2 separate regions of the Homo sapiens genome follow, and region 2 is linked to region 1. A link is a loop called in an ENCODE intact Hi-C map of the cell type or tissue named here. Cell type or tissue: ovary. All regions are shown on one strand.

What was found. Hi-C counts contacts between places; a loop is a spot of excess contacts. Peaks named below come from ENCODE experiments on the same cell type or tissue, not always from the same donor. Only the 100,000 strongest peaks of a DNase experiment are listed, where the experiment ranks them.
Region 2: a loop joins it to region 1, with 2.5 times the contacts of the local background. A loop is called at or near these places in 45 of 110 quality-filtered maps.

What each region holds. Positions count from the first base shown.
Region 1 is chr3:127,546,752-127,549,251 of GRCh38, reverse strand. The region is part of intron 6 of LINC02034 (long intergenic non-protein coding RNA 2034); the gene reads right to left. Among named protein-coding and RNA genes, the nearest start is that of LINC01471, 10 kb to the right of the region's middle. RefSeq lists a silencer at 1,009-1,328. In ovary, a CTCF peak has its summit at 1,220 (motif pointing left); DNase peaks (open chromatin) are centred at 1,311, 1,941, 2,111 and 2,480; H3K4me3 peaks cover 1,006 bases; H3K27ac peaks cover 1,429 bases.
Region 2 is chr3:126,993,748-126,996,247 of GRCh38, reverse strand. The region is part of intron 3 of PLXNA1 (plexin A1); the gene reads right to left. Among named protein-coding and RNA genes, the nearest start is that of PLXNA1, 12 kb to the right of the region's middle. RefSeq lists enhancers at 1,155-1,214, 663-1,296. In ovary, no CTCF peak of the experiment used is centred here; no DNase peak of the experiment used is centred here; H3K27ac peaks cover 556 bases.

The sequences.
Region 1 (2,500 bases):
TTTTCCTTTTTCTTTAAGTGCATTTTTAGCTTAAAGATAGTTTCTGGTCGGGCACGCTGTCTCACTCCTGTAATCCTAGCACTTTGGGAGGCCGAGGTGGGTGGATCACGAGGTCAGGAGCTCGAGACCATCTTGGTCAACATGGTGAAATCCCGTCTCTACTAAAATACAAAAAATTAGCCAGGTGTGGTTAGCTGGGCATGGTGGCATATGCCTGTAGTTCCAGCTACTTGGGAGGCTGAGGCAGGGGAATTGCTTGAACCTGGGAGGTGGAGGTTGCAGTGAGCTGAGATCGTGCCACTGCACTCCAGCCTGGGTACAGAGCAAGACTCCATCTCAAAAAAAAAAAAAAAGTTTCTTGGACATCTTTTGATAGGGCTAAAGCTTGACTTCTGGAGGGTCTTGCTTCTCAAAAACCACCCTTTTTATATGCCAGCCTCTGAGGTTCACTGTCGCTTGTGTGTCTGGTTTTTTTTTTTTTTTTTTTTTTTTTTTTAAACAGGGTCTTGCTCTGCTGCCCCGGCTGGAGCGCAGTGGTGTGATCACGGCTCACTGCAGCCTCGACCTCCTGTGCTCAAGCGATCCTCCCGATCCTCCCGCCTCAGCCTCCTCAGTAGCTGGAACTACAGGTGTGCGCCACCAAGTCAGGCTAATTTTTAAAAATTTTTTGTAGAGATGGGGTTTCCCTGTGTTACCCAGGCTGGTCTCGAACTTCTGGGCTCAAGTGATCCGCCCTTCTTGGCTTCCCAAAGTGGTGGAAATACAGGCATGAGCCACCGTGACCGGCCTGTTGCTTGAACTTCATTCCAGTGCTAAAAGGAAATGCATGAAAAGACAGACTTAAACCAAAACTATGTAGACATTGATGGAGAATTTGGCACTTGGATACTTGGATTCTTACTGCTGAGATTTCAATGGTTTGAGACGTGAAGATTGAAGCTGGGGATATGATGATGCCCGTGTTACAGATGAGGACACTGAGGCTCAGACAGTCGTGCAGCCTGCTGGCCTGCGGGGACGGGGACAGCGCTGCGGGACGGCGCCTGGCGCTGGGTCGGCCACTCCCAGCTGGTGACCTTGGCCACTCCCAGCTGGTGATCTTGGCTGTGAAGCGAGATCCAGAGAGGGGAGGGGCCCCAAGGACCCAGCCGAGTGCGGGCAGGGCGGAGCTGAGCGTGGGTCCCAAGGGAGTCCCCGACGTTCTGCGGCCCCCCCAACGCCCGGCCTCTGGAGGCCGTAGGGGCTCCCTGGCCTCTCGCCCCCAGTGCAGCCCGGGCACAGTGCAGTCGCTCCGCGCCATGCTTGACGTGGGCACCAGGGGGCGGTGCGGCACCAGGCATGGCGGCGCGCGGGGCCGGGCTCCGGAAGGGGAGGGGGGCGGAGGGGAGGGGAGGGGAGGGTAGGGAAAGGGACGGGAGGACAGCAAGGGGAGGGGAGAGGAAGGAGAAAGAGGGGAGGAGAGGGGAGGTGAGGGGAGAGTAAAAGAAAGGGGAAGGCAGCGAGAGGAGGGGAGAGGAGGGGTTGGAGTAGGAGGGGAGGGGAAGGAAGAGGAGGGGAGGGAAAGGAGGAGGAGGGGAAGAGGAGGGGGCGCCTCCGGACTGCCGCAGGCCCCTCTCAGTTGCGCCTTTCGGAGGGGCTGGGCAGCGCCTGCCCTGCTGCCCAGCCCCGGGCTGTGCGTCTGCTCTGAGCTGCGCCAACACCGCCTGGCTTACTCCCCTACCCCTCCCCCGGACCCAGTCCTTGCCCCAGCTCCGTCCCTCCTCCCTTGACCCCTCCTGAGTACCCCAGCTTATGTCCCCTCTCCAGCACCCAGTCCGTGTCTCACCTCCAGACCCCAGCTCGCACCCCCAGCCTCAGACCGCACCCATTGACCACAGCCTGTGCCCCTCCCTCCCCAGTCGCACCACCTTCCCAACCCCAATCCTTCCCTCCTGAGTTCCCCTCCGAGCTTCATTTTCTTGCCTGGAGCTGTTTGGAGCCAGACTCTCAGGGTTTGAGCTGAGCCTGCCGCTGGCCTTGGTGTGGAATGGAAAGCCCACCACCGAGCTGGCTTCAAACCCTCCAGGGCTCCTGTCACCTTAAAATAGAATCCCCATGAATGCCCTGCCGCCCAGCTGACACCGCGGCTCCCCTCTCCCCTCCTCTCCTCTTGCAGCGGGCACAACAGCCTTCCTGCTATCCACAAGGCCTCAGGGTTGTGCCTGCCTCCTGCCCCAGCACGTGTGGCTCCCTTGCCTGGAAAGCCCTTCCCTGGCAATGCCCCTCAACCTCTCCTGATGGCCCAAAATTCTCTCTCCCCCCGATGGACCAAGTAGTCCCAATTCCTCCCTGGATGTTTCTGTTCCACTCCCCTATTTATTCCTTCCTTTTTCCCCCTAGAACTTCAGGGCAGCACCCTCCCAGTCTCTGTCTCCACGGGACCTCCCTCCAGCACTGACAGGGCTGCCTGGCACATGGCAGGGACTCAGTGACATGGGAGTGGAGGGTGACCTCAGTCTGG
Region 2 (2,500 bases), 550 kb after region 1:
GCCGGGCGGAGGACACCTCCCACGCTGCGCAGGGCTCCAGAGGCTTCGCTCCAGCTCCAGGCCCCGCAGGCCACCATTCCCGAAGCTCAGGGATGGCAACTAATGCCACAGGCCTCCTAAGCACTTCAGAGACCCAGCTGCTGCAGGTTCCACCACTGGGAACCCCTAGGAGTGCTGAAGAATGGTGGGGACCAGGAAAGCTGCAGGAGGTGCTGCAGCATGAGTCCTGAGGGCCCATGAGCACAGGGACAGGGGCCAGCCAGGCCAGGACGCACACAGGGAACTGCAGCTGCAGCCTCTGTGCAGGGACCGCCACAGGGAGATGCTGTGATGGCTCATCGGGGTCAGCTCCAGAAGGAACTTCAAGCCCCAAGCCTCCCTGGGGTATGCCCAGATGCACCCAACATCCAGGGAAGGAAACCAAGGCCCCAGAGGATGGGGCTTCACCAGGGCCATGCCTCAGAGCCCAGGTGGGTGGCTTCCCTAAGCTACTCAAGGCCACAGTGCAGGTCCCTGGGCCACAAACTGGTGGCCAAAGGGATGCTTGAGTTGGTCCTGTTATACTCTCTTACAACGTGGATTTAATAACCAAGAGATCTCACACAAAATACAGGTTTCCAGAATCTTGAAAAACCGGGTGCTCAGGCAGTCAGGCCTACATTCCCTGAATGGGCAGGCTGGGCCTCAGCCAGGGGCTGGCTCCTTTTGCCCCGCAGCAGCAGCAGGACCAGAGCAGGGCTGGCCTCGGGTGCCCGTCAGCCGGCCCACAGGGCAAGGCTCTCCCCAGCTTCCTCTGTAGGGGGACAGCACCCGCTCTGCAGGAGGCCGGGGCCTGTGCTCTCCCCTCCCATGGGGGTACTTGGGCTGATGCTACAGGACCCAAAACAGGGGCTGCTCCTGTGAGCTCCTGACATGGCCCGGGGTCCCCAGAGGCCACGGGAGGAGCTGGGAGCAGGGCGCAGGAAGTTCGCTGAGAGAGGCACCCCAGGGGGAGAGGCTGCCTGTGTGGGTGCAGAGCAGGTGCCAGGCAGGGCTCTGGTGAAAGGAGGGGGGACAGGGGCACCCCCAGTCAGCCCCATAGCCGAAGTTGGCAGGTCTTAAATTAATCAGCTACAATTTCACACCCCAACAGTTTGACAGGAACTGGCCCGGGGCCAGCCAAGTCCCTGGAGCTCCCCAGACACTTTTTAAAGCCCGGAAAAGACTGGCCTGGGAAAGACAGGGAGTGGTAAGCCTGGCAGGCCTGCCCCTGGGTCAAGCGTGGGCTGGGGGTCCCCAGGGCCCAGCTCCAGGAGACCAAGTGAAGAAGGCAGGAGGCGGGGCCCTGTGCTCTGAGAGCACAGCCAGGCCAGCTGCCTCAGGGAAGGAGAAGCCCTATGTGAACAGGCAGGAGGGAGCCCCGGGGCCCGGCCTCTCCCAAGGCCCTGAGAGCAAGAAGGAGGCAGGGCAGCCCAGGGGCCGGGCTCAGCATGGCCCTCCTTACCCTGGCTCTGGACCCTGGACCACAGCCAGCCCCACACACAGGTTGGGTCAGCATGACAAGGAGAGACGAGGAGAAGTGAAGTTCTGCTGCCCCCGGGCCAGGCCAAGTAGAGGCCTGTGTGGCCAGCGGGGAGCAAGCATCCTTCACAGTGGAGCAAGGCCAGAGGCCTCGCACTGGAGTCTGCAGGACATAACAGAGCCAAGGCAAGCAGAGTAGGACTCGAACCCAGGCCCCAGAACAAGTGAGGGTAGATCTCCTCCTCCTGGCCCCTCACCCCAAACCCAGGGCACCCTCTGCCCATGTGGCCTGTGGTGGGAAGTTAGGCTTTGAAGGTCCCACGGTAACTAGGGAACAAGGGAGGCAGAGCGGATGGAACAGGCAGCCACCCCAAAATGCACCCACAGCAGCAGCACTCCCAGCCAGGTCGGAGGGCAGGAGCTAGCCAGACAGCCAGGGTCTTGGACTGTAACACAGGTGGGAGTGGGTGGCAAGGGGCTCCTCAGAGAGGGGGTCACTGAGGAAGGGGCCTAGCTCTCAAGGCTAGCAGAGAACTCTGCCCAGCCTCCTCCAAGGAACCGCAGAAAGGGAGGGAAGAGCCAGCAGCCCTGAGCACCTGCCTTGAGCACTCAGTTTCCCCACCTGTCAAACAGATGACAGGCTGCTATGAGGCCTCTGTAGGGTGCAGGCGCATGGTCAACACTCATCACACACCCCAGGCCACACGAGCATGCCAGGTCCGCATGGTACGAGGAGACACCAAGGCTCAGAGAGGCTGGACGGCTTGCTCAAGGCCACACAATGGGCAAGGAGAGGGCTGGGACCCACAATGACATGCAGCATTTGCATGACGTTGAGGTTCAAAAACCCTGCACGGGACATGCCCAGCTGCTGGACAGTTTGAGAGCAGGTGGATTTGGGTGAAAGAGTACAGGCGGCAGGTTCTTCACCAACATGACCGTGTCTGCATCCAGGGGGACAAAGCAGAGGCGTGCCTTGCCTGGGGGGGCCTCCGAACAA